7 separate regions of the Mus musculus genome follow, and all the other regions are linked to region 1. The links are chromatin loops, found by intact Hi-C in ENCODE. Cell type or tissue: left cerebral cortex. All regions are shown on one strand. Region 1 overlaps Stx18 (syntaxin 18). Region 2 has its middle 24 kb from the start of Gm40289. Region 3 holds the start of Gm20052 (predicted gene, 20052). Region 4 has its middle 8.0 kb from the start of Gm40289. Region 5 holds the start of Msx1 (msh homeobox 1). Region 6 overlaps Gm40286 (a long non-coding RNA gene). Region 7 overlaps Evc (EvC ciliary complex subunit 1).

Region 1 (4,000 bases):
TCTTTCAAGCAAAGCATTTCCCATAATTTTTGTGGGTTTTTATTTAAGTTGGGAAAACTTTGGAAGTTTGTGTGAAAGTATAAATAAATTTAGGAAAGTCATGATTAGAGTTTGATAGTAAACACTCAGCAGCAAATTGGGAAAGTCTATTAAAGTCAGATGTAGCTTTTAATAATGTTTGCTTAAAAACTTACTCTAAATAAGAGAGAAACAGTGACTTATGTGGGTTTGGAACAAAGGCTTGGCCATGATTCAGAATAAAAGCTGAATTGGAATTTTCTACATGAGGTTTCTGTGACACAATCATTAAGAGCCTTAGTGATTGTTACAGGATCTCCACAATGCCCTTTCTTAGTAAGTGCAGAAGTCGCTTGTATATCCATATGTGTGTGTGTTCCAATTTAAAGGCAAAACAATTTCCAATAAAATTTAACATTTTTTTCCTTGAAATAAACCTATGTGGAGATTCACAATTCTGCAATGAGAGAAGAAAGTAACTTTGTTTTGCTTAGTTATTGAAATATACTAAAATACAGATATATAGATATAGATAAAAATAAAATTTAAAACTTCAAATCTGTTTCAAATTCCAGATTTGTTGTGAGTTTGACCTGGAAGGCAGTCCATGCTTCAGCCCCTCTGTTCTCTCGGGCTAGGGAAGCTGCTGCAGCCCCCGAGGCTAATTCCAAAAGAGCGGAGGCTGCAGCTCGCCAGCTGTTACCCGGGGCTTGGAATAGTGATGGGGCTAGCATCTGACTGAGCCGGCTGAAGGCTCCTAAAAACCGTTTGACTCTTCTTTCTCCAAAACAGGCCTCCGTGGTCCTTAAAGTGGGTGTGCTTATTGTTGGGGCACTGTGCTACATTTTGATAAGTATCATTGCTGACAAATTGAGACATGATTTTAAAGTAAAATTCTTTGTTATGATAAGAACAGAAATGTTTATATTTGTATTTTTAAACATTTTAGTCATCTGAAAAAAAAATTGCTCAAGAAAGTCCACACTTGTCTTTACTCAGTTGACTGTGAGACCTCTCGCACATGAGTTTTAAATATGAACTCTAAGTAGAGACTTGAAAATACTTTGTGTCCCAGTGAAATCATTTTTGAAAGTATGGGATTTGAGTCTCTTAGTTAAGGTCTAGTGTCTATCTTTATTTTCCTAACTGTTCTATTCCACCCTAGAATGCTATGTCAGGAGCCAAGTAGTCTATCCTGTTTGAATGTTTAAGTAAACTCATTTTTATCACGCAAGTCTTCACTTTGTAACATTTAGCAGTTGTCAGTTTGCTGCAGTTACTTAAGTTCTAGAAACCTGGGTTTGTTTGTTTGTTTGTTTTTTAACATTTCCACTTTTTTAAAGAACATGTATTAGAACATTTTGTAACTTATCCCTTGAAACAGAACTTTCTGCAGTGTGTGTGAGAGAGAGACCATAATGAGGGAAAGGAATCTCTATTTTTTGAGGACAGAGAATGATTAGGCGAGGCCCTGGATTTCCTTGGAATGCCGGCTTCGGTGCTGTTGGCAGAGGCCAGCATACTCGGCCTTTCATTCCCATTCACTCAGCTGAATGAGGACCGTGGAGCCAGGCTGTGGATCTTGTTACCAAACCCTCTCTCCAAAGAGAAAGAGTGCTTGCTCGGTCCTTTGCTTGCATTTTGCTAAAGAAGTAGGCTAGTGCAGAGCAGAGCTCTTCTGTTATCAGAGCAGGTTTTCTGTTGAGTGTGAATGATTGACATCTATCAGGCAGCAGAGACAGTGCATGCCTGGCTCCCTCTGTACCGCTCACAGTTGCTTTTGCTGGTCCCTTGCTGATGTGAAGCAGAAACTGAACAAGGTAACAGTTTTGATGGTGAGATTAGAGGTAGCCAGGCAGACTGTCTCCTGCCTTTTAGAGACCCTCATAAGCTCAGGCCACCCCCTCCCCTTGTTTAGATATTATTTGCTCTTTTGAGTTTCGGATTACAGGAGCAATTGATCTGCATGACCTATCTTGAGAACTTTAACTTTGCAGTGGAAACTTAAACCAAATGTGTATCCTCAAGAGACAAATCATCTTAGGACCAGGCTGCTGTCACTTTGATGTACTGTGCTGCTTGCAGGGGACCCATGCGGTAGAGAGCGCCACCTAGTGAATGCAACTTGTAGTTGCTACTGTGGGTGATGAAAGGCTAGAAAATTGGTCTAATGCTTGTTCTTGGATCACAAAGAAATGAGTTTTTATGTTGTTCCTAGCAAGTAATGTGGCCAGGATTCTAAGAGGATGAGATGGAGAGTATTTGACTCTTATCTGTGGTTTTCCCACTTGGATTTTAATTTATGTTTATTATTGCTGTCTTTACACATAGTTCCTCCCCTACTGTTGTGATCAATGTTGGGGGGGGGGTGTCTGTGTGTGTGTGTGTGTGTGTGTGTGTGTGTTGTGTAGCAGTCTTTAGTCTTCAGGGACTTCATGGACCAGATAAACCCATTCTGTTGCCGCAGATTCCATTCGTCCCAAGGATGAGGATGAGGATGAAGATGAGCTACTGATCACAAGTTGGCTCTGAGGTCATGTGCCTCTGGTATATACAAATATGTTTACAGTATCCATGAAAAACCCATTTATACATTGTAACTGCCAATTAACTCTTTAATGCTTTTTTTTAAAATGGCAAGTTCTTGATAAAATAGCTCTCTCTTTGGTTTGTTGAATGATTGTAGACATTTGTTGGGATGGAAAGTATGCCAGGCCTTCAGAATCCAAAGTGAACAAGACACTGTTCTGAGCTTTGTAATCCTTGTCCATAGAAGGGAGTGGACACCATGTAGGATGCGCTGTAATGGATATCAGATGCTACTCTGCTAAGTATTTTCTGCTATGGATGGGGAAAAAAATCCTTTAGCAAATGTTTTTGAAGAAGCCAGTAAGTAAAACCAATGGCTCATTTTATGAACGCCTTGGTGCAGGGCAGTAGTAGAAGGCAGCATAACAGCGTCTTTCTGCTTTGTCTATTGGGCTCAAGTTTATTTCACAGAGTCCAAGTTTTGGAAGTGCATGGCAAAGAATTCAAAACAACAGGATGTTCACTCTGGGGTTGACCATGGATTTTGGATCCTGGCTTTCTCATTCATTAGCTGTGTGACTTTGACAGGTCTCCTCATTAGTGTAAATGTGATCAGCAGTGCAGGGCCTCTTTCACAAGAGCAGGGCATATGATGACTGTGCATGGAGGTCACTGTGAGCAATGGGCCTCGGGAAAAGTGTGGAGGGAGTCTGAAGGGGATATGGTAGGAAGAGAGAGGCCTTGAGGGCCGAGGAAAGATTCTCAGGAGATTGTACTGGGCAGGACCGACTGGTTGGTAGGTGTAGCCCATAGAAACTTGCCTGGCAAAAGCCTGTTGCTACTTGCTGTGGAAGACCTTGAACTATGAACCAGGGGGTGGGTGAATCCCCACCCCTCTCATTGGTTTGGTTTCTCAGGGCCTCATCAGGATGAGTATTTCATCTCACCAGCTGCAACACTGTGCATGGCTGCCCTTAACATGACTCCCAAGGCTACTAACCAGGGCCTCTGGTCCATACCCGAAGGAGCCAGTCTCTGCCTTTAGTTAGAAAGGCTAAGCTGCTCCGAGGTTCATGTCATTGTAGTTGTGTGTTCTGGTCATCTTATACTCTGTTCAGTAGAATTACAAGAGGCCACCATAATTTTCACTGAACTCCTGCATTTAGCCCAAATGACAGACCAAACCAAAATGGAGTCATTCATGCTAAATGTGGCTGAATCATTTTTTTGGGGGGTGCAGGAGATCCTAGTTTATTAGTGTGACAAGGAGACTCCAAAAGCAGTGCCAAGAAGTTGGCTCAGTGTTGGCTGGGCCCGACCTACAGCTCAGGCTTCTGTTGCTGCCCTGCGAAAGCCCAGTGTCTTGCTGAAGGAGAGTAGAGGCCAGCTCTTCATGAATGGCAGGCCAAGCCAGTGTAATCTGGGGCATGCACATGTGTTTTGTGCATGCATG
Region 2 (4,000 bases), 140 kb before region 1:
ACCATGGACAAAAGCCACTTGGAGATAATGTCTTCTTTCATCTTACAACTCCCAAGTCACAATCTAGCACTGGGGGAAGTCCAGATAGGAATTTGAAGCCAGGAAATGTAGCAGAGATCATGGAGGAATCCGGCCTATTGCCTTGTTTGGCCTGCTTTCTTAGACACCCCAGGAACACTGGCTTGGGGGTAGGATAACCCATAGTGGAATACTCCCTCCCACATCAAGCATTAATCAAGAAAGCACCCCATAGACTAGTCTACAAGCTAATCTTATGGAGGCATTTTATTTTTTCAAGTTGAGGTTCCCTTTTTTTTCAGATGACCTGGGTTTGTGTCAAGTTGACAAAAACTAACCAGCACAGTCTAATGCCACAGAAACTCTTCCTCTACACCATTACAAAAATTTACCAAATTCAAGTCAATGCAGAGCTTGCCTCTTAGAGCCAAATTAAGGAAAGAAAAGTCAGGAATTGAAAACCTTAGCCATGACCCTGTGGCCACCCTGCATGGGAGAGATGGAGAGCAAGGTCTGGTATCGTGGAGGCTGTGGTATTTGGAGATTAGGTCTTGGGCTTGGGAATGATGGGGAGATGCAGGGAACCTCTGGACTCCAACCTAGAGAGTAGACAGAGAAGCCTTTTGGCCAGCCTCAGGAGCTGACCCACAAGCTTCAGCAGAATGGTCTCGGCTGTTCACACCGTGCTCATCTATATTCACACCGCCATACTCACCTGTATTCACATATTCCTGGGGTGTAACTCTCCATGTGATTGGAGAATCCTGAGGCCCGAGATATTTAAGGCCAGGCTATCATCACAACTAAAGATATCCTCACTGTGTTAGAAATTAAGTCAATAGCCTAAGGTGTTAGATTTGTGTTACTACCATAAACTGCTCAAGGCCAATAACTTCATAAAGAAGGTTTATCTAACTCAGTTTAGAGGTTCAAAATCCAAGACTGCATAGGTTTCACTGATTTGGCTAACTTGTATTGGAATGAGAACAACCACCTCTCCAACTGTTACATAGAAAGGACAGGAAGGATCCTGTGCTCTTCTCTGAAAGCATGCTTTCCATGACCTAAGGACCAACCCCAGCACCCACTCTTAAAGGTCCTAGCACCTCCCCATTCCATTAGCCAGGGACTGAGCCTTTAACATGTTGGTGTCCTATGAGATATCACCATCATTCACACTAGTGTGGATGAGGTGCAGATGTGGGGTGCCTGTGGGAAAAAGCATATGCAAAATTCTCCTTGGAGATGCATCAAGTTGGCTGCACAGTTGTGTCCACTCAAAATGGATATAGTCCACACACATGCCATCCATAATTTCAAAACCAAGTGCAGCTAAGAGAATGGTTATATTCCATTGGTTCTCCCTGAATCCCCTGGCCCCAACTAGTCCAGGGCTTGCCCAAAGGCCAGTCTTGGGATGGCATATTGATGTTCTCAATTGATGCTCTCACTTCCCAAATGACTCTAGCTTGTGTCAACTTGACATAAAACACTAGCCAGCACAGATAGGAGAGAGGGAGGGAAGAAGGGGTAGATGGATAGAGGGATGGATGGATGGGTAGATGGTTGGGTGCATAGATGCATAGACAAATGGATGGGTGGATAGATAAGATAGGATAATGGTGTTATGGTAAATATTAATTGGGGGTTTCTACCCCACCTTAGATCCCAAATAAAAGACACAACACCTTTGTATTTATAATAAGTCTTAAAAAGCATGAGAACTGGACAGATATCAACCCTCTATGCTATTTTATCTACTTCCCTGTCAATAATCCTGAGATATGACTCGCTGTGTTCTGCCTGGGCAGCTCCTACTCCAACTGGCTGGTCCTCATGGCCATGCTCTCATGATCCACCTACCCCATGGTATCGTCCTCTTTCTTCCCTCTCTCTCCTCTCTCCTCATGGTCTCTGACTCAGATTCCAAGCACTGGGAACCAAAACCTTGCCACCTCTCTTCTACCCAACAACAGGCTGTAGGCATCTTTATTAACCAAACAGGGCTAACCTGGGGTGCAAGATTACACAGCATCACTTTATGTACATGAGGATTTCCTCAAGGGAACAATCAGATCTTGGGGCCCAGTGTTTAGGATTACAATACATAGCAACAGACTAAACCTCACCAGGATGGAATGGCTGAAAATGGATGGGTGAGTGGATGGATGGATGGATGGATGGATGGATGGGTGGGTAGATGGGTGGATCAACAGAATGGATAGAAATGGATGGGTGGGTGGATATATAAGTATATGGAATAGATGAATGGATTGGTAGATGGGTAGGTGTGTGCCTTGAATGGATATGTGGATGGGTGTCAGGATAGATGAAGGGAACTGACAGAAATGGATGGTTGGGTGGGTGGGTACATGGATGGGAGATGGATGGGTGGGTGAGTGGGTACATGGATGGTAGATGGATGGGTGGAAATGGGTGGATGAACAGCATTTCAGAACTATAAGGAGACAGTCAGATTAATGTACTCCTTCTATCTCAAGTGATCAGAGGCCTGAAGCGAAGAAGTGTGAACTTAAGATTTTTTTCTCAAGACTTCTTATTGGATGGATATGGCATGTACCCCACAAAGGCTCATATATTGAAGGCTTATCTGTTATCTGGTAGTGTTATTTTGGGGGAGGCTCTAGAAACTTTAGGCAGTGGGTACTAATTGGAAGAAGTAAATCATTAGAGACATGTTCTTGGACTTCTATTGTCCTCTTTGGCTTCTGGTATGCTATGAGGGGAGAGGTCTCTGCAACATGCTTCTGCTACCAGGATGGTGAGTCACACCCTGCTCCCAGAATCAACAGAACCAAGGTTTCAAGTCTCTGAAACCTTGAAGATAAATAAGTTCTCTCCCCCTTGAGTTGATGCCCTCTGGCATTTAGTCACAGCCACATAAAAGATCACACTACCCATAATCCCTTTGCCATTTCTGAGGGTCCCAAGCTGCCCATGACACTGCCTTGCTTTATCTCACAAACTTCAGTGGGGCAGGAAGGTGTGTTCAGGGTCCTGCTCATGTCTGGAATCTCCAGTTCTCCCTGGCAATCTAGACACTGGAAGAGGTGTAGTCAGAGGCAAGGGGACTTCAAGGTCTAGAGTCTTGCTAACTGGCTATGCAACTTTAAGAATGTAACTTGGCCACTCAGACATTAGAGGATGTCATTTCACAAGGCTTTCTCATTAAAGCAAGACAAGAAATCACCTCAATATTGGCCCAGCCTTGTGAAGCCTTGTCAATCATTCCATGAGCTGAGGAAAGAAAACTAATATACCTCTCAATGGCAGGGAGTTGTGTGTGGCAGGGCACTTCAGCAACATTGAGGTATCCTTGTCCTGCAGCCATGGTGGCTTCTACAGCTTAAGTAGAATGGCTTGTCACTCTAGAAAGACTGCTTTGGCCAGACTAGAGCTGCAAGTGAAAGGCACACTTAAGGAAGACCCCAGGCCAAGGTCAGAGCTGCTGGGGGTGGAACACTGGCGCAACAGCAATCTACTGCTTGGCATCACTAGAGAGAGAGAGGCAGTTGGGAGAGACGCAGTAAATATGGCAATTGCTTAGTCACAGACTATCTGAATAGGGCCAGAATTTCAGTTAAGAGCTGGCCACTCAAAACCAACGAGTTCTTCCCTGTCACAGAAGACAAGATGTCTATATGCCATTGAAAGGCCTAACAGAGAGGGTCATACACTGTCCTCCCATCATACAGGTTCACCCATTGGTGAGACAAGAGGAAGGCACCCAGCCTGGATGATGCCCAAGGCATCCTTGGAGGGATTCCATACCACCCATACTGCATAGTCCAGAGGCCATAGCAGACTATACTCACACAAGTTGTGGGCCTTCCTCTTCAGCTGTACAGGCCATTCTGCACACACACACGCGCACACACACACACACCCCACAAAGAACAAAGCTTTAAGTGCCCATGAACAAGCACTCCAGAAATGACTTCCAACTAGTGAGGAACTTGAA
Region 3 (4,000 bases), 190 kb before region 1:
TTGAATGACCCCTGGTCTTCTTCCCCCACCTCGCAAGGGTTAATCAGCCTTCCTGCAGAGCGGCTGGGCGGCTCGGAAGGAGGCAGCGAAGCGGCCTGGCGGCAGGCTGCTTTCATTACTTTGATGGGATACATGTGCTTGGCTTTATCTCCGGCCCTTTCTCCGTAATTCAGCGCTTGAACGTCTCAGCTGTCGGCCGATCTGCAGACAATTGCTTGGGGTAATACTATCCGGAAAAAGCTGATAAAACGCAGATGTGCCGAGGCCTCTGAAATTTGCGGTTTGCTAAGTGGTTCGAGCGATGCTTGCCTGCGGCCGGGGCGCTTCCCGGAGAGGCTGGGAACTGAGGGGTGGGAGGTGAATTCCCCCACCCCCCACCCCCACCCCCGAGTGAAAGGTTGAGTAGAGGAAGTGACTATAGAAATTTTTTTCTCTGTAATTAGGAAGATCAGCCAATAGAAAGTGGGAGGGAGATGGGACTGTGCTAAAAGACTAGGCAAACAGCTCGCCCTGGGGTCCCCTCCTACCCAGTCTAGTGGCTGGGGCATGTAGGAATAGGACATCCGGCTTCCCCTGTGTAGCCCGGAGGGCGTAGGGATGAGAATTCTCACAAGGAGCCGTGTATGGGCTGTGTGGCCTTGGGTAGCTCCTTTCCCTCTCTTACACGGTCAGTTACCTACCAGTTACCTATGGGGATTGGGGCATGCCAGCAGGTGGCCTGTGTACTGTAGTTGCCAGGTGTCTGTAAGCTTCCTTTTCTTCTCACTGGGAAGCGTAAGTAGCTCGCTGCCGTCGCCATATGAACAACACAGAGATTCCCTTTGAACGACAGGCAGGGGACCAGGTTGTGAGACTCCGAGATCTGGATTTCTGAAGTCAAAATTACTGTGCTTGAGAAATAGCCATCACTGGGTGCTTGGGAGTAGGGGTTAGAGTGGAGTCCCTCAGCCCTGTCCCGGAATACCCAGATCACCTGGCTCAGGTGATTAAACAGGTTCCTTGGTGGGAGTGGCCTGAGACCCTGCATGTGATGTCAGTGGTACAGGGATGGAGAGGAACTCCAGGCATCTGCTCCAGGGTAGGTAGATTTGTCCCCCCACCCCTTACACTTCTCAAGTCTAGGTGGCTTCTGTTGCCCAAAGAAGGCAGGCAATGTGGCTGGTGTCATCCAGCACATGAGGGCAGAGCCAGACCTCTCTCCACCAGACTCTCCGGTCATCACACTGTATAACTAACTGGCCCAATTTGCAGGTTCATGGGGAAGTGTCCCAAAGACAGTATACTTGACTTTGCCTGTTCCAAACTGTTTCTGTGACAAAGGACACAGCACAGGGAATGAGCATGAGGCTGTGCTGTCCTGGAGGCCATGGCTAAGGGTTCCCAGAACACAGAGTAGCCTGGCTTCACAGAGGCAAAGGGCCTCATTGGGGACAGTTCTGGATCAACAGTCACAGAAAGAGAGCCAAGGCAGAACTCCCAAGGTAAATGAGAAGGATGAACGCCACACTTCCTTTTGCATCGTGTTATTGAGAGTACCCATGTGAAGTGCATCATCCTTACCCATTTTTCAGATGAGGGGACTGAGGCTCAGATGGCATCCACTCCTGCCCAAAGTCGTCTTCTGATCAGATCAGAGCTGAGATTGACAACCAAGCTCCTCTGGAAGTATCTGATTCCAAAGCCTATACTTGGTGTCTGTCCCCCACTGCTTCTAGACAGACAAACAGGACCAGGGGTGGTGGGCAGATGCTGCAGGCTCTGTCAGGGTCTCTGAACTTTAGGACAGAACCTGAGGGCAGGGGCTGCCTTGAAAAGGCCGGTTGGTAATTAAAGGGCAGCGTGTGCAGTTCCCACCTCTCAGAGAAAGAGGGCGTCTGTCCCCCGCTGGGGTGTGGGCAGAGCTGGTAGCAATTTTCCCACAATGTGTAAATTAGTCAGTTTCCCAGTCTGTAAACCCGGCCTTTGAAGCGACCCTAATGAAGCACTCCATTAGGGTTTAATGATGGCTGCCTCCAGCAGGACTCAGCCCAGGCCTTTTGATGTCTGGGGGCCACGGGTTGGAGGCTCAACTTATCTAACTGCCCCGGCAGGCTTAGAAAAAAAAAAAAAAGTCAAAAAGCCCCCTTAGAGAAGTTGAAAATTTTTTAATGAAAAAAGTTAGCCCTGGTCTGACTGATGGTGGCACTTCAAAGCCTGTGCAAACTAAATTGCTGTGGACTGCTTAATTCAAAAGTGTTCCCTCGCGGGTGACAGCCCAGCAGTGACAAAATACAATTGGCAACAGGAGCCGGCAAGATCAAAGGCTGCCTATTGTAATGGCTTTGTTGCGTGAAGAATGGTGCATTGTCGGGACTTTTGAAGCCTTTTTCTTTTCTTTTCTTTCCCCTATTTTTTTTCTTGGCTCCAGCGCCATCCTGGGAGCCCCCCTACCCCCCTCAGAATCTATGTGTATAAATACATGTAATTACACCCTTCTGATAAGGCACTTCTGTTGGCAGAGGAGGCGGCAGACTGCCCGAGGTTCTGGAGGTCTGTGGCGCTAGGGAACATTGGTTAGCGTCTAAAAATCATGCCTGTGTTTTTGTTAAAAAAGGCCCTGTGAGTCACCCCGAGGGTGAATTTAAGCTAATATCCACTCATCATCTTCAGGGCTATTTTAGGATTTTCTTCAGATTAAAACAGCTCTGTCTAGAGCCTCCCTCGTGGGAGGAGGAGAAGATGCCAGGGTCCTGGTCCCCTTGGTTCTCCCAGCCTCTGTTTCCCCAGGCATAGCCTAGAGGTTCATTTACTAACTCCACATGAGTTTATTGAATCTGTGACTTGAAAAATGTTTCTCTGTAGGGTCACCAAGGACTGAGATGATTCAGAATGTGGAAGCTCACTGCCTCCCTTGGCTTCTTCGCCGCCCCTCCCCCTCTCTAGGCCTGCTTCCAGTCTGTAGTTCACCTGCTTCCAAAACCTCGACCTTCATCACGAACACAGATCCAAGCTGAGGTACTCAAGAGTCACACCTGAGACCCCAAGACAGGTGGAAGGACGTTGGACCCCAGGACCTAGGACTGTGCAATCAATGCTCCCACCCCACAGCAGACCCTCACTCCCAGTCCTTTGGCTCCCAGGACCCATTTTCTTCTCCAGGAAGCTCATGGCCTCTATCTTGCCAGGTCTCCTGGAGTTTCCCAGCTGGACAGAAAGTTCAGATGAGAGGGGACCAAAAGCCTTTACATACAACCAGCATTGCAGAAGCCTCTGGAATCTTCTCCTGCCATGTTCTTAGCCATCAGAAGCAGCTAGGGCATTTGTGAGCTGGGTTGAGGCTGGGACAACAGGGGACCTGGGGACTGTTAAGAAGCAAGAACATGTCTGCTTCTTTTATGACCTTCAATATTAGCCACCAGGAAGTTGCCCCATGAAGCCCACGACCTCGTATCACTAACTCGGCTTGAATTGATTAAGGAGACTGGGATGAGAATAATTAGAGACCTTTCTGTTGATGACATCTCGTCTCCTGGTGGTGGAATTTGCTTCTGCATCCTCTGGCATCCCCTTAGGTCCCCACAGATACTACTAGCAGGTTCTGTCTTCCCAAAGCACCTCGGTTCTATGGCAGGACAGGGTTAGTGAGCCCTCTGATTGTGGTACATGGCCTCAGGGCTAAAGGGAGGACAGGGAGAAAGCTTCTGTTTGCATCTGCCTTGTCTTGCATCCTTATTTTCTTCTCAATTTCTGTGCTCTCTGTCCTTTTGTTTTTAAACCTCATTGACACCAGGAATGCTAATTTTCCAAACATTATAAGCAAACATTCAGGGGGTAGGGAGCACCACATTAAAACTTCCACGCCAAAGGCTTAAGTTTCCATCTTAAGTTTCTAAGCATGCTATCCCAGTGTCTATGTGAAGTCCCCAGTGTCTCCCATGATTCTCCTGCTAATCATGATGGGGACCCAGCACTCAGCAAGGTCCCACCCTCTCTCCATAATCATACACAAGTATGCGCAAAC
Region 4 (4,000 bases), 120 kb before region 1:
CCCGCAGGGGTGAGATTATGTTATGTCTCCCAATGGGACATGTCTAAGGAGGTTCATGGCAGCCTTTAGGCTCTCAGGCAACCCACAGACCAGAGCTTATTCATACAGAGTCCTTCTTCCTGTGATAAGCAGGATGGTCAAAGAAGAGGAGTCACCTAAGTACAAGACAACCAAGAGCTTTTCAAAGCTGAGCGTTTCTGAAATAATTCACCAGGCATTCTGGGCTGGGGAGACAGACAGGGTCGGAAGTGGCTACAGGGAGAACCAGGCAAGTGTTCTCTCCTAAAGGTGCCTGCCTGTGCTACCGAATAACTGGAGAGAGCTGCATGGAGAGCCTGGGTGAGCTCAGACCCAGACTCCACTCTGGAAAGACCAGTGAATGAAGCAGACAGCATTCCTTGCCCTGGGTGAGCTCACATGCTAGTAAGAAACAGGCCGATATTGTAATAAACATGTCCAGAGAGAGCACCCATTTGTCTCCTGCCTAGTGTGGTTCCGCTGTGGGTTACTATTCCATCCACATATCAGTTAACAGTGTCTTCAGTAGAGTTCAAAGAACAACATTCGAACAATAGAGAAAGAGCCAGATGCTTAGAACTCTGTCCTATCCTAGTGCTTCATGCAACTTGATGGTGAGGTTTAGACCCCACCCAGGAGCAGCTGATTAAGAAAAGCTCCTAGTGCCCTGGAGGGGGTGGAGAGCTGGAACCCAGCAGCCTGGCTACCAGCCCCCACTTACCCTCTGACAGCAGGTATTTATGCCTGGAGACCTGGAGGCGCTGTTCTACTTAGAGTGACCCCAAGGGCTGCCAGGCCAAGACGGTGTTTGGAGGAGGCTGTAAATTAGGCCTGGAATTCTAGGGATAAACATCTTCAGGATTTATTCCTGCAGCAGATCCCAGGAGGGGCTGGCTTCAGAGTAATCACAAAGCCCAGACAAGGGTCTGTAGTCTGCTCCTGAAGCCCCTCCTCAACATGCACACCAGGAGGGCGGTGTCTGAGGAAGGTGCTTTCAATTCTTTCACTCTGGGAGGGAGCCGCCCTGACCAGGCAGGACTCCTGAGGCCTCTGTGCTTCCAGTGTCTCAGAAATACCTGCACTCTCCTGCATGTTCCTTCCTGCATCAGCACCTCCAGCCAGTGATGTTCTGTATAATGCAAAGAGCCTGGGATGCAGAAGCTAACGGTGGGGATGGGGAGGTTCTCAGAACCAACTGTTCATTATGGACCACACTTTCTCTGTCTCTACAGCTCTGGGTCTTTATTTATAAACCCGGCTAAGCAGGAAGGAAATTCTCACGGTCATATTGAATATCTGTATGAGTTTGCTAGGCTCTCATAATCAAGTACCATACATGGGGCTTGAACATAGGTTCATTTCCCTCTCAGCTGTAGCGGGCCCCCAAGTCTGTGATCCCTGGAATCAGTGGGTTTAATTCCTCCAGTAGCCTCTATCCTTGTCCTTATCTTCCCAAGGAGCTGTCTCCAGGGGTCTTCACCTGAGCTCCCTACCTCTTCCTATGAGGATACCAGGCTTTTCCAACTTGAGCTGTTCTCCATGACCTCTGTAAGGGGCCTGTTTCCAAACTGTCACATTTTTATCCCTTTTAACTCTTAGGTCTAGGGTAGACCCAACTCAGCACCTGATCCATCTGAGGCTATATAAAGTACGTTTCTGAGAGGGAAAGGCTCACCCAAATACCACTCTATGCCATACATACATGCCCACATTTAGGGAATGTCAGAGTCCCCATCACCCACACAGCCATCTCTTGTGAAAATAAGGAGTTTGGGGAGGAGTAGCGACCTCTCAATGTTAGTTTATGGGATCCCTTCACCTACAAGGTCCCCAGCAGGATTTCCGCAGATGGTTTACCGCTGACTTGCAGGCTTCAGGGTAATGGAGTGGACAGGTACCAGGGCACCGCTGGGAAAGAGCAGGCTCCAAGCTCATCAGATAAGGCAGGACAGGGCAGCAGCCCTCTTTATCAGCGACTAACATGCTCAAAGGCGGGACCTGAGGCCTGGGGTCTCTGTAGGAAGAAAGTGGACAGTCTCAAGGGGATTAGCTACAAGATGTCAGTTTCTAAACACAAGCCAGGCCAGACATCAGGCTTGAGCCCTGGAGCCTGCCTGCTGCGTGGCTGAGACAGGGTTGGGAGAATGAGTTAGTGTCTGCGTGGGCTCTGGCTGCCAGATGCCCACGGTAAGAGTTGCCAGTGGGTTGACACTGAGTAGCACTCACACTAGCTACCATCATTCATTTTACTGCTCATTCATTCATTCGTTCACTATGCCAGGTCTGTTCTCACTGAATGTGTGGGCTCTGGGAAACAGCGGAGGGAAAACAAAAAACAAAAAACAAAACAGAATCCAGACTCAGGACTCAGGCAAGCAGAGTCTGGCAGCGAGAATCTAGGCAGGGACGCTGCCCACACAGTGGTTCCAAGTTAGTAAAGGAAATTCGAGCTGGAGAGGTAACAGGTATGGGGATGGGATTGGTCATCTCCCATTGTGGGGTGGGGGAGTCAATGCTGACTGCCAGAGAAGAGTGAAGAGAGCCACCAGTCCCCATGCTAGCTAGTGGCATGAGGAGAGGAACCACTGCAGTGAGGCCCAGAGTCAGCCAGGGGCACCAAACAAAACAGGCCTCCCTGCTGAGGGGCACTGGGATCTCTAACAGTGATAGACCCTTGAGGCTCAGGGTAGGGGTGGGGCCAGAGCAGCGAGGCCTGGGACCAGACCTTCAGTTCACAAGAAGACTCACCCAGGCCAAACCCCCCTCAGAAAACACCTGAGAAGCCTGGGGAAGGGGTTTCCTACTGGCTTCTTCAGGGGCTACCTTCTTAGCTGAAAAGACAATGAAACTTCAGAGGAAAAAAACAGACTAATTCACGGAAGCGCATCTCGCAGCATCTGTTCTCAGGGATAGGTTATTTCTCCGCTGCTGGTGAAATGAGCCAATTCAAGCCAGATTAGATTATATTAAAGGCAGGTTTATTGGGAAGCTGCTCTCGGGAGAGCTCACTGGCCCCGAGGATTGGTGGGGTGGGTTGTGGGGGCAGAGAGAAAGGGCACCCACACAAAGAAAGGAAAGAAAGAATAGAGAGACCAAAATGTCTGGATTATATAGGGAAGAGCCTCTTGGGGGAAGGGCAGCCTAGCTCCTGGGCTGGAAAGTTCGGGGTGAGGGTGGGGGGGGAGGCAGGGTATCCCAGGTAGGGACTGAGGGATGCTGGGAGGACCTGGAGGCCAGGTCTGCTCTGCTATGTAAAATATGCGCCTCAGTCCCTTGTCCCAGGTTGGACACCAAACACTCAGAAGAGGTTCCCAAAAAGCTTCTCATGGTGGGTGTGTGCTTGGCCAGCAGAGCTCACCATCTCTGCCAGATTGTTCTTCCTTCATTGGGTTTTCTGGAGGATTAGATGGCTTCCCTTGTGGAGAAACCGAGACACTAAAGGCTATCAGTTATACCCAGGCCTTCTCATCATGACTTAGGAGGCTGACTTTCACCTGGGGCTACGTGGGAGAGCAGAACCCACCTCAGATTAGTGATGAGGGAGAAAGCTTTTAAAGAACCAGAAGAGAGGACACTGAAGGTCTTTCTACAAAGAGTAATGGCCTTGTGAGGAGACAGGAGGGGCTGAGAGTCTCCATCACTAAATGCTCTCTGGCTAGGGAACAAGCAAGACCCAGGGGATAACAGCAGCTGGAATGCCTGGGGTCTCACCTCAACAATATCCATTTCTGGGGCTTGGACAGAGGAAGCCCCATGGGTTCTGTTCTCAGAGTCTTTCTGATTGATGGCAGAGGTCTGGACCAGATAGTTCCAGGTTCTTGGCTCTTTATTTAAGAAACTGAAATATTGGCTCACAAATTAGAAAAGGTTTGAGGAGGCTTCATTTGAGGCAAATTTAAGGAGCAGGTCTGAAGGCATTGAAGGGGACCAGCAGGCTTCAGGGTGAAAGAAATCAAAGGTCCTGATGGTTACTCAGAATTAC
Region 5 (4,000 bases), 260 kb before region 1:
AGGGCCAATCAAATTAGAGAGCCATCCAAGAAGTCACACTGTGACAATTCTAAAATATGTATGGGGCTGTTTATGTAGATATCTGCCATTTCAGTTGCCCTCGGTTTTCCCTACAGCCTCTCCAAACCTCAGCGCCTGGGACCACATCAAGCATAGTGTGTATCGGGAGTTGGGGGGCAGGGTCCCCAGTCTGACGAAACTGGTTATGTCCACCTGCCCTTTCTTTCAGTTTCCTGAGTAAAGCTTAAATCTCCAATAGAGTGCTGTCACTGTTGGGCAGGCCTAGTTAGGGGACCGAGTTTCAGTCCTGCTATGCCTAACAAAACCATTACAGAATAAAACAAACCTCAACCACACGCTCCCCACCACTTAGTTATTGAGAACATCTTCGGGTTTTGCCTAGCTATGCTTTTTTTTTTTTTAAGCTCTAATAAAACAATAATCCTTTGGGCCCTCAGACCACCAGGATGTAAGTCAAACGAAATCTCCAGTTAGCATCCCCACTTCTCTCCCAGCTCAGGCCATAGCAAGTCCGGGAAGTTGGCCCCAGAGTCGTTTTCCACCAGGCCGCCCTAAAGAAGGGTGGGTTCATAGGGAAATGTCACTTTGGTCAGCAGCAACAGCCCGGCTCTGGGCCACCTTCCTCAAGCTTTAGGCCCAGGGAGGGGCTGTCTTTTCAAAGACGTTTAATCCCCAGATAAAAATCGTTCCTCAGCATCACGCCATTGAATTTGCAACGCTATTATGTAGGGCGAAATAATCGGAGGAAACGAGGAAAACTTGGGAATTTCCCGTGCTCCTGAAATATCTTCGAGCGGGTTCGCTGGGGAAAGGAAGCCTAAGGGCCGCAAGGACCTAGGACTATCCTGGAACACGTCGCTGGCTGCTGGGTCCGCTTCAAAAGCCTGGTCCAACACATTCGGACACTATAGCAAAGTGGTTAATAGGGAGCTCTTTTGGTTGTCTTGTTGTCTCCACCACCACCACCATCCCCCCTAGTCCGCGATCGTCCCCTCTTGCTAAATCATCCACCCGCCCAAAACACCAAGTTTCTGCTTAAAATTAGATGCGCGGTGGGGCAGGAGTTTTGCAGAACTCCGGAACCCTTTGAGAGGTTCTTTAAATGGGGAGCGCGAGGTTACGGCTGTCTACCAGTAGAAAGTGAAACTCCGCAGAGCTAGGATGTACTGGCCGCTGCGCCCATCCAAGTTGAGGTGCAAAATAACTGAGTTTAGGGTCAGGTGGAGAAGCAGGGCACCCCTGGTGTCCTGACTACCGGAAGAATAAGAAGGTCCACAGACACCCGCGCGCTACAAGTGAAGTGACAGGCTCGGAGGCACTGAGCCAAGGCAAGGAGCGCGGACTAAGCTTTGCCTGCTTTAGGCCTCTAACTCTCTTCCTGGGTGGGAGTGGGAAGAGGCTCAAAGGCGGTCTTCCCGCCAACGCAACCTCTGCACGGCCTCCAGGTACCCAGTTGCAGGTACGCCGACGCCCGAGACAAGCCGGCGCCGGCGCGCGGCCTGGCGCCCTCGGGCCCCACACCCCCTCTTGGCCCCTTCGCTCTCCATCCAGGGCTGGCTACTTACTGGCTGGGGGCGGGGAGAAGCGGGGACTCTGCATCCACGGGGTCCGATCTAGTTTCTCGGGGCTTTCGGCCTTCACCAGAGCATCTTCTGGCAGCTTGAGGAGTCCTCCGACTGAGAAATGGCCGAGAGGCCGCGGCGAGGAGGGCGCATCCGGGGCGCCCAGAGACCCGGGCCGGGTGCCCAAGTGCTGCACCGAGCCACCCGCTGCCTGAGCCCCTTCGGAGGCCACCAGGACGCTCTCCTTGGCCCCGGGCTTCCTGTGATCGGCCATGAGGGCCTCCACGCTGAAGGGCAGGAGTGAAGCGGGCACTTTGGGCTTGGCCCCCTCCTCATCTGTGCCCATGGCGGTTGCGGTGGCCGCAGCAGCCCCGGGGGCTTGGCCAACGCCTCCCCCAGCAGGCTTGGCGAAGGCGGAGTCCTCCACTTTGACACCGAGTGGCAAAGAAGTCATAGCAGCAGCCGGGGCCATGCAGAGCCGGACCCCCCCTCCAGCCGCAGCTCGAGACAGCCCTGGATCATGGGTTTCGGGCAGGCTGGGAGCGCGACCGGCTTCTGCGAGCTCCTGACCGGCTTCTGCGAGCTCCTGGGTTCCTGGCCCGGCCGGCTCTCGCGCGCGAGCCTCCTGCGGCTTCCCCAGAAGGCCAACTCGAGCGAGCGGGGCCTGGATCCCTGCGCCGCTCAGGCCGAGTTCCCAGGCGCACTCGCCGGCTCCGGGTCCGCCGCCGCTCCCCTGAGAACTTGTTAATAAGGCAAGGCCAGCGTGGCAGCGGCCAATCAGAGCGCGAGGGGGCGGGTCCGGAGAGAACCATTGGGCTGTGCTCGTGCCCCGAGGCGCGCTCGGCCTGGGGGCGCTCGGGGAAGGGCCTGACCCGCACAGGCGGGACAGAGCCGGAGGTACCTGGGGAGCTTTTCCGCCTAGCTAAGTCAGGTGGGCATCGGTCCGGCTGGACCCCCACACTCCTGGATGTGGATTCTACCAAGTTCCAGAGGGACTTTTCTTTACTAGTCCTTCTCTTCTGCCAGTCGTCCTCCACCATCCTTTACCCACTTCTTCTGTTCCTCTCCATAGACTACTTTCTTTCCACAGTTTCTCTTATGGTCTGTGCTATTTCTTTCTGTCCCCTTTCCCTCTTCTGGCCCCCTTTCTCGACCACAATTCACTTACAATTTTTTTTTTCTTTTGGTGTTTGCTTTGAATGTTCATAGTTATTTGTCAGAGTAGCAAGGGATAATACTAATTTCTTTTTTTAAAAAAGCCGCCCTAAGTGTCTTATGTCTTCCAATCTTCAAAAATTTACCTCGGAGTAAAAATGGGCCTTTGTCTCCAGGGCTGGACAAAGTTAATCAAAGAAAGTACAGGTCCTGTTGGTTCTGTGGGTACGGGAACAAGTAACATGATCTGGGAAATGAGTTTGGTTCTCATGCAAACACGTACCCCCTCCCTATACGTACTTTTTCTCCAGAAAGTTACACCTCTACCAGAGAACTGCTACTAGCCAAAGAAGCCACTGGATGCCTTGGGTGAAGACCGAAATAAGACCAACAGAACCCACCAACAATCTGGCCTCAACATGACCTCAGACAATGAATCCTCAAAAACAATCACACTTCACTAACTGTGGGTCTGTCTGCTGGTGCAGAGTGGAGGCCCATTTGATGGGCCAGTAGGAAAAATAAGCAGTTCCTGGAGGTATATCTTTGGTGCAAGGCTTAAGAAGTTTTGTTTGCCCGATTTCGAAGGAAACGTGTTTTGTTTTGTTTTGTTTTGTTTTGTTTGACTGATACAAAAAGAAGGAAAGTTGGAGTGGGGACCACAGAAGACCTTGTAAACTGGGTTCGAACAGGCTGTTGGGGAGTTGGGGGGGGGGGGGCTTTTCTTTATATGGCCTCTTATCCCAGGGCCCAGGCTCGCGGCTCCGGGGGAGGTGGAGGAGGTGATTGGCGGCTCACCGGGACTGTGCATTGATGACTGCCGGGCTCTAATCTCCAGGAAACACAAGGGGCTGCCGTGGCCATTTAGGGGTAATTATCCGAGCACGGAGGGATAGCGAATTCCCTGGCCTTTTAACTGGGCGCAATAAAAAGCTGTAGATTAGGGGCGACCAGATTAAGGAAAATGAATTACTTTATTACCCAGACGGCGTCCGGGGTCTGGAGGGAGGGGTTGGGCTGCGGACGCCAGAGAGATCGGAGCCTCACATCTGCCCACAGGGCCTGGAGAAATAGGAAGGCCTGGGGCGGGTTCGGGAATACTCGCTTCTGTGAAATGTCTGGATTTCTTACGTTTCTGAGGCTGTGAGGAGGCACTGCGTAGGGCTTGGGACTCAAGCTCATTTAGGCCCAGCTGGACGCCCGCTGTACTGGGTCCCCTGAGGTTTGTTCCATGTGTATGGGAAGTAGAAGCCATACCGTCC
Region 6 (4,000 bases), 320 kb before region 1:
GGAATCTCATAAAGTTGATCTCATCAAAGTTGAGACTGGAATTAGCAGAGTCTGGGAACAGCGGAAGGAAGAAGGATGGAGAAGTTGGTCAGTGGGTACCATGCCACAGTTAGGAGAAAAATGTTCTGATGTTATAGTATACAGCAAGGTGACTAAAGAAAAAGACCACATGATTTATATTTCCAAAAGGCTAGAACAAAGTATTTTTAATTTACTTCAACCACAAAGAAGTGGTAAATGTTTGAGAATATAAACAAAGGTCTAAGTGTGCAGATGTGCTTGCCCTGACTTGATAATTACATGTATGTGGCTATATTAAATATCACACAGGGGCTGGAGAGATGGCTCCATGGTTAACAGTGCTGGCTATCCTTGCAGAAGACGCAGGTTCAGTTCCCAGGATGCCCTGCTTTGGCTCACAGCCATCTGTAAATCCAATTCCAGAGAACCTAACACCGTCTTCAAGCCTCTGCATTTCATGCGCATAGTGTGGATGTACACAAGGAAGCAAAACACTCATCATAAAATAAACTAAATCTGCATTTTTTGAAGAAGTAAATAAATACTTTTTAAACCATCATATGATAGTAAAATAAATACTTTAAGTACTGTTTAGAATATGCAGAAGAAGCTGACCAGCTTGCTCACTGCCCCGATTGTGATCATTGGCCAAGTTGATGCGTTATGTAACCACTTGACAGTGTGGCCTTGCTTTCTTCCACTCAAATGGATGTGTCCATTGATGCTGACAAACTGAGGAAATGCTCTTCTCCTGGAGCCAGGTTTCTTGCAGAAAAAATAGCTGGATAAGAAGACAGAGTGGGGAATCTTGAAGGGTCACCACAGGAGCTGGTAACGATTCTAGAGGCCAGGGGAAGATGCAAGAGACAACATGGAGACAGGAAATAGGTCGTTGAAGGATGGATATATATGAAATTCATGCCACACTCAACACCAGCCAACTAGCCTTGAAGGGATGAGCCTTCTGCCCCAACCTCTGGATTTCTATAGCTGCCTGTGCACACCTCCACCCCATATGCTTTAACCAGTTTCTGTAAGTGTTGCAGACTTGCTAAAGGCCTGAGGTCCCCTCTGCCTGTTTCCTTCCCCTGGAATGTGGAAGGGGCTGAGCTCTGAGCTATGTTATGGAAGTTATGGAAGAAGGAAGATACAGGAGGATACAGGAATGGTAGGGGAAGATGCAGTTCCAGGGGTGGTGTGAGGCTTCCTCTAGGAACTAGGCTTTCAGATTCGAGCTGTCTCTCACCTGCTGGGGAGGCACCATCAGATAAGATCAATGAGGCTTATAGACTAGGAAATCCCTTACTTTTCTCCACCCTTCCGTTTCTCTGGGGCTTTGTGCCTTTCCGAGAAACAGCATCATATACTCCTCTTCAGGGGGAAGCACAAACACAGTAAATAAACAGTACAGTCCAAGCGAGCTCCTCCTCCCTGCCAATTAGCTGCAGAGAAGCAGGATTTTTTTTTTCCTGGGGGCTGGGGAAGAGATCCTGGCCCCAGTGGCCTCCTAGATTCCTGGGGAGAATGGCTCCAGATTTAGGGAACAGCCCCAGGGGTGTGACTGAGGGAGTCTGGGGGAGAACTGGCCAAATAATCAGGGCATTCACTCGGGGGCTTTGTTTGCTGTTTCAGTGCAAATTAGCAATTAGCAGTGCCTGGCATTGGGCCACCTCCCTTCCAAGGCCAACTGGCAGCACGTGTCGTTTTGTTCTTGGCTGGAGACCCACAGACTGGGTGGCAAGAAATAGGCTCTGTGGAGCCAGGACCAAAAGCATTATGGTCCTTTTTACCTAGCAGTCTGCCCCCACTCGGAGGCATCATGCCCAAGAGATCACCCCAACCGACTGCCTTCATTGTGGACAGAGGATGCACTGTGGAGGGAACTTCTGATCTATAGGGGCCTTCACAGAGGAACCGGAACAAAAGAAAATGCTATGCACAGGCCCTACTACCTTTGAAGGGATGGAGCCAAAACCAAACTCTCCTGCCTCAGAATTCTCATAACCAGAGATACTCATACTGGAGCTGCCTGTGAGCCCTGGAGGACTTCAGATACACAAATTACTTCCTATCATTTGCATTTCTAATGACTTCCTGGGGGTGGGAAACACTGATGCAGTGAACCAACCACACTTAGGTGCCCTGAAACATTCCTCATAGCCAGCGCTGGGGAAGTGAAGAAAGGCAAGTTCTTGGGTCCCGCTAGTTGACTAAGCTTGCCACACTGGTGGGGTCCAGGACAGTGAGAGAACCTGTCTCAAAAAAAAAAAAAAAAAAAAAAAAAACAGCATCCTGAGAAACGATACCTGAGGTTGACTTCTGACCTCTGCATCTACAGACAGGTTTACAAACATAAATACATGCATATCCTCAGGCACATAATGGTAGGACTTCACAAAACCAGGGGGGTGGGGTGGGGGATTGAGTTCTAGGATGAGTCAGCAGATCAGCATGGGGAAAACAAGAGAACCAAGGATCCCAGCGAATCTCTAGACACCAAATAAGACAAAGGAACATGTGTCTTTTGAAATAATGCACTAACTCCTTGTGGAGAGCAGGAGGCACAGAATTAAGCAAACTGAAAGGTCCATTGCTGGTTTCCTGAGAATCCATGAAAAAGAATTGGCCTTACAAACGATGGGGACACGGTCCAGGAACCGTAGCTCTTCCTTCAAGGGGCAACCTGCTCAAGACTGATGAAACTCCAGCCTCCAAGGGTTAGAATAGGTTTGAACTTCAAACCTTTGCTTTTGCTGGGGACAGCCCTGAAGCTAGTAGACACAGCAAATAAATCCATGGGTTTCCCAGTTAAATTTGAGTTTCAGATAAGTGATAGGTATGAATTTAGCCTATTTATGGCCCAATCTGTCTCAGTAATGGTCAGAATACATGAGAATACTGCAGAAAGATGGAATCTGATTGCCTTTTCTAGCATTTCTTCTGTCTTGCCATCACTTCCTACTTCCTGCTCCACTTCCTGTTTGTCAATCACAGCTGTACATGGTGTCCACAATAGCTTTACAGCCAGTACATTTTAGCTTCTCCTGTCCCCTTAAGGCACCCAGTTCAACAGGAATCAATACACTCCCCTCCCTCTCTGTCTGCAGATGCCATCTAAGGACCCTGTTTCTGTCTTCTCAGCCCCCCCACCCCCAGGTGATGAAATCCCAACTGTTCTTGGAAAGTGGAGATTTCAGTCCTTCAGGCCCAGGAATGAATGACAGCAGATATGGAAGAAGACCCTTGTGGGAGGGGAACATCGAGGTACCTTCACTCCATAAACACACACAAGGTGGGGTCCAAATTCCTGGGGCTCACCTAAGCAGAGCAGGAGGAATAGAAGCCACGTGGTCATGTGAGAGCAGCCCCCCAACCGCAGCCCAGCTAGGTAATTAAAAGCATGAGGGTCTAGCCCCCACATCCTGACCCAAGACCAGGCACGGGTTAGAACTGCAGCTTTGTTGCTTGGTTTGACTCATTAATTCAATCCAGACACTGAGTTTTTGAGGAATTATAATGTCCTCAGCACTCGGCCGGGGACCACAGAGGTTGGAAAACTCTTAGAATTTGGACTCACAGACCTGGTTCCCAAGAAGGCCTTAGAATCAGCGAAAAATCAGGCTGAGGGCCAGGCTCTGGCTCTGACCTTGGCTGTAAGGTACCCATCCTGCTCTCCCACTCAGAACAGTAGACCTAGCTGAGCACACACAAGTTGAGAGAGGACCTTCTGTACACAGGAAACACCCTTCCAGGACTCCAGCACACAAAACTCCCAGGGAAATGTGTGCACAGTCTGTGGTGGCAATGGGTGAAAAAGAGAATACTGGGTGATGGAAAATATCTTCTGTCCCTAAGCAAGAGATATGCTTCTGTAATGGTGACCCGGTCTCCTGTACTGTCTGGTTTGGTGTGTCAACTTGACACAAGGTAAATTCATCACGGAGAAGGAAGTCTCAGTTAAGGAAGGACCTCCATGAGA
Region 7 (4,000 bases), 790 kb before region 1:
TTTCCTGTCCTGGAACACATGACCATGGCACTCCATGGAGAGAACCCTGACAATCAGTCACATAGGGGCAGTGCCCGAAGCCCCTCCACAGGCAGATGAGGCATTGCTAAAACCCCAGACCAAGCCAATAGAACGCGTCTGCTTTTAGAGCCCACACCACCCCAAAATGTATACAAAACCCTGTCCAGAAGGAATCAAGTGCGAGGGTTATTTCATCTAAGATAGTCTGAGAACGTCTGTCATGTAAGAGCGGGGACACTTTTGAGGAAGCAAGTTCTCTCCCGCAGGCTACATGAGACTCCTTCCCCTTGCTGGCTCCATGTAGAGGCCACGGAAGAGACCGGGCAGCTCGCCCAGATCCGAATCCCCCTCCCTGTCTGTGTTGGCCCACCATGTAGCGTTAGATCAACTTCCCCTCCCCTTTGAAAAGCAAGCCTCTGGCAACTGGAGCCTGGCCAGATCTCTGCAGATCTCTGCAGATAGTTTCTGGTGCACAGACTGGCACTGGGTGTTGGGATAGATGAAGCCCCAGTTTTCTGAGGAACTGCCATGTTGATTTTCATCGTGGTTGTACAAGCTTCTACTCACACCAGCAGTGGAGGAGAGTGGTCCCCGTGCTTCATAACCTCGCCAGCATGATCTGCCACTTGTATTACGTATCTTAGCCATTCCGACAGGTTCAACACTTTTTGGATATTCTAAAAAAAAAAAAAAGACTTTAGATATTTTAGAGAGGATTTGAACTTTTAAAAGGACTTTGGGTATTTTATTTAATTTTTTGAAAGCGTCTACATTTTATTACTGGACAAACCACACCACCAATTGAGGTATGAGTAAAAATATTCCAGGTTAAAAATATTCAACTCTGGGCTGGAGAGATGAGTTCAATTCTCAATAGCCACATGGTGGCTCACAACCATCTGTAATGAAACCCAATGTTCTCTTCTGCTGTGTCTGAAGACAGCTACAGTGTATTCATATAAATGAAACAAATAAATCTTTAAATAAAATGTTGAACTCCATCTGGCAGGACTGATGGATGACCACAGCTTGTATAAACCCTCAGCCTTGCCACCGTGTGGATCCTGGCAGACCCAGCTTCGTTCTCCTCTAGGGTCTTCTCTTAGAGCTGCACCTGGCTTTGTTACCAGTTTCCATCCAGATCCACTGAGGAAAAGGATGCCTTTGCTTTTGTTTCTTGGCCAGGAATCGCTTGATTCTGAAAGTCTTGTCAGAAGACATGGCGAGAAGCCGAGTCAGGCGTAGCACGCACGATGGTGGAGGAGTGGAGAAGCTTGACTTTGGATATTTTAAAGAGACGAAACTTTTAAGGTGGATTTTAAGGCCTATGGGACTTTTGAAAATATGCTGTTTTCTATTGTGATACTAACATTAAAACGATATCCTGGGTACAGATGAAAAAGGAAGATGGTAGTTGAGTAGTGATGTTTTGGGAGGGACTCTTAGTTGAGGAAAGCCCCCATAAGATTGCACTGTAGGTAAATCTGTAGGGCATTTTCTTAGTGGTTGACATGTAAGGGCCCAGCTTATTGTGGGTGATGCCACCCTTGGGCAGATGGTCCTGAATACTATAAGAAAGCAGGCTGAGCAAGCCACGAGGAGCAAGCCAGTAAGCAGTGTTTCTCTAAGGCTCTGTATTAGTTCTTGCTTCCAGGTTCCTGCCTAAGGTTCCTGCCAACAGTGATGGACTGCGAGATGGAACCATAAGCTGAAATAAACCCTTCCCTTCCCAAGTTGCTTTTGGTCATTGTGTTTTATCACACAATAGAAACCCTAAGTTTTCAGGTTACCTGTCCAGTATTAATGCTGGAGGAGTAGAGCAACGCGATTTATGTTTTCCACAGTCACACCATCAAACCAGAGGACTTAGGTGAGAATAGTGGCCCCCATGCAAGCAGTTTTCTTGCGGGAAGGAAATAGAGTTTTTCCAGATTCTTCAGGTGACATGCTACATCTGAGCCACCAGAGGGCACTGTGGACCCAGGCCGGGAACCAACCCCATTCTGGTTGGGAAACATGGTTGATCTTCTAATTTCTAAAGTGCTTGGCTTCTGAGCATGAGGACCTTCTGGCCAGGCGGCCTCTCCTAATTCCAGGCCAATGAGAAGCCTCTCCCCCATCCTTCCCTCTCCGCCGGCCCCCAAATTGGATAAAAGTAGATAAAGGCCAGGTGGCACAACCTTTGCCCTTGGGACTGTGGAGCCTGAATCCCTGATCTCTGAGTTTAAGGTCAGCTCTGGCCTCTACATGTACACACACACACACACACACACACACACACACACACACACACACACACTCAGACACACACACACACACACACACACACACACACACACACACACACACACAGCTGCTTTCTAATTAGCCAGTTGTCATTTTCCTAAAATTCCCAGGAAGTCCAGAAGATTTCTGAGAGGACTCCTAAGTGACAGAAACCAGTGGGCTGTGCTGTTCTGGGCTTGCCAGAGTAGGCACACATTGACCTGTCACTGAGATGAATGGTTGGGTACAGTTGGCATCTACTGGGTAGAGCCCAGGGTTGCTCCCATTGTCCTTCAATGCACAGGACAGCCTGGGTTCCCACATGCCCGAAACAGGCAAGAACAACTCCTGGAGTAGAACTCTTTATTCAGGCTGAGCCAGGGTTGGCTCACGTGCAGGAGGTTAAGGCACAGGAGGCTGGGGGATGGAAGTAGGGGAGGAAGAAGGAAAGTTGGTTGCTGCCCCAGCCAAGTCCTTAGTCAGGAGCTCTCAAAAGCCTCAAACGTCACTCCTAGACACGATGGTGTTCCTCGAGAGGTGTTTCCTAAGAACAGCTAACCTGAAGGTGTGTTTTCACTGAGTGACAGCTCTCATCTCAAGTGAAACAGTGTGTGCCACCTACAACCTCCCATCTCCAAATGGGTCTGCCTCTGACATGATAGACTCCATCCTTGCCATCAGCAACGTTCACACCTGAACAATGAGTGATCATACCCAAATGTTGACAGTGATGACGGGGAATCCTTGATGCTGCTCCTGGAAGAGATAGCCTGAGTGGGAATGATCTCTGGCCTATGGAAGTACGGCTGGTTTGAAAGCTTACGGAAGCCCTTATCATCCCTCAGAAGGGGCAGGTGACCTGTGGGCATCTCCTCAGATGAAAGTTTCCTCTCCTCAGTGAAGCCTGATGGTAGGAACAGCATCCTTCTATGCCCTCCCTGCCCACAGAGGACCTCTTGTGGTATGTGACAGGCAAGTGTGGTCCCCATGTTCTGAGTGGTTCAGAACATAGCCAGGGGAACTCCATGGCTATGCCAAGAACATTGGCCTTGGGACTCACACATCCTTCTATCAGAGCCAACAGATAGAAATACCAAGGCCAAAAGTTGGTCCTGGTTGGGACCCTGACAGCCAGAACCAGGGACAGGAGATGACTGTGGAGCAGTGGAGGTGAACCAGTGGCCTCAGGCCAGGAAAATACCAGTGATGCTAAGACCCAGATGGGCAGAACTTCATGCATGCTGGAATCAGGGGTCTTCAATCTCCAATCAGACTGCTAGACAGCATCAAGATACTGTGTGAAACTGGAGGGTGTGGGTAAGAGGGCCGTTCTGAGGGAGCAAGAGACCAAGGCAAGAGGACCAAAAAGAGGTGACAGTGGAGATGTTACATTCTCAAGGCATGTCCCCACCATCTCCAATGATCCCAGGCACTTGATGCTATTGTCTCGCTCTCTAAGGCAGGTGGCATCCCCTCTCTCAAGACTGGCCTTTTCTTCTGTCCCCCGGTCCCAAGAGGAAGTGAGGTGCGTGCAGACCCATCTCAGCTGGAGCTACAGATTGCTTCCTTTCTGCAGTATCTTGCTTGTGCTTTCTCCATCGCCAGCTTCGCTGTCCTGCTGATCCAGCCTTCCGCCGCTGTGGACACGGATGGGAGGCGATGCTGAGTAGGTTGTACTGTGGATGCAGGACCAGCCAGAAGAAGTAAAACTTCA

The links. A loop is a pair of places that touch in the nucleus more often than their neighbours do. Peaks named below come from ENCODE experiments on the same cell type or tissue, not always from the same donor. Only the 100,000 strongest peaks of a DNase experiment are listed, where the experiment ranks them.
Region 2: it touches region 1 in a loop (3-fold over the local background); 3 of 42 quality-filtered maps call a loop at or near these places.
Region 3: a loop joins it to region 1, with 4 times the contacts of the local background. A loop is called at or near these places in 11 of 42 quality-filtered maps.
Region 4: a loop joins it to region 1, with 2.2 times the contacts of the local background. A loop is called at or near these places in 3 of 42 quality-filtered maps.
Region 5: a loop joins it to region 1, with 4 times the contacts of the local background. A loop is called at or near these places in 21 of 42 quality-filtered maps.
Region 6: it touches region 1 in a loop (4-fold over the local background); 8 of 42 quality-filtered maps call a loop at or near these places.
Region 7: a loop joins it to region 1, with 5 times the contacts of the local background. A loop is called at or near these places in 18 of 42 quality-filtered maps.

Annotation. Positions count from the first base shown.
Region 1 is chr5:38,084,106-38,088,105 of GRCm38, forward strand. The region is part of intron 1 of Stx18 (syntaxin 18); the gene reads left to right. Among named protein-coding and RNA genes, the nearest start is that of Stx18, 47 kb to the left of the region's middle. RefSeq lists an enhancer at 1,272-2,565. In left cerebral cortex, a CTCF peak has its summit at 2,129 (motif pointing left); DNase peaks (open chromatin) are centred at 1,600 and 2,122; H3K27ac peaks cover 427 bases.
Region 2 is chr5:37,945,521-37,949,520 of GRCm38, forward strand. No RefSeq gene overlaps it. Among named protein-coding and RNA genes, the nearest start is that of Gm40289, 24 kb to the right of the region's middle. In left cerebral cortex, no CTCF peak of the experiment used is centred here; no DNase peak of the experiment used is centred here.
Region 3 is chr5:37,893,669-37,897,668 of GRCm38, forward strand. It overlaps Gm20052 (predicted gene, 20052), which reads left to right and starts at 104. Exons shown (of 2, transcript NR_153822.1): 1 at 104-220; 2 at 2,842-4,000. In left cerebral cortex, a CTCF peak has its summit at 1,867; DNase peaks (open chromatin) are centred at 1,927 and 2,294; H3K4me3 peaks cover 317 bases.
Region 4 is chr5:37,961,901-37,965,900 of GRCm38, forward strand. No RefSeq gene overlaps it. Among named protein-coding and RNA genes, the nearest start is that of Gm40289, 8.0 kb to the right of the region's middle. In left cerebral cortex, no CTCF peak of the experiment used is centred here; a DNase peak (open chromatin) is centred at 2,147.
Region 5 is chr5:37,822,279-37,826,278 of GRCm38, forward strand. Msx1 (msh homeobox 1) reads right to left here and starts at 2,307. Exons shown (of 2, transcript NM_010835.2): 1 at 1,587-2,307. The coding sequence starts at 2,055. Gm33993 (a long non-coding RNA gene) reads left to right here and starts at 3,477. Exons shown (of 6, transcript XR_868362.1): 1 at 3,477-3,608. It also overlaps Msx1os. RefSeq lists an enhancer at 3,391-4,000. In left cerebral cortex, no CTCF peak of the experiment used is centred here; DNase peaks (open chromatin) are centred at 74, 1,117 and 2,340; H3K4me3 peaks cover 2,001 bases.
Region 6 is chr5:37,767,558-37,771,557 of GRCm38, forward strand. All of the region lies in intron 2 of Gm40286 (a long non-coding RNA gene), which reads right to left. Among named protein-coding and RNA genes, the nearest start is that of Gm40286, 4.6 kb to the right of the region's middle. In left cerebral cortex, no CTCF peak of the experiment used is centred here; a DNase peak (open chromatin) is centred at 1,694.
Region 7 is chr5:37,296,539-37,300,538 of GRCm38, forward strand. It overlaps Evc (EvC ciliary complex subunit 1), which reads right to left. Exons shown (of 21, transcript NM_021292.2): 21 at 2,633-3,962. The coding sequence ends at 3,839. It also overlaps the pseudogene Gm42935. Among named protein-coding and RNA genes, the nearest start is that of Evc, 38 kb to the right of the region's middle. In left cerebral cortex, a CTCF peak has its summit at 1,984 (motif pointing right); a DNase peak (open chromatin) is centred at 2,009.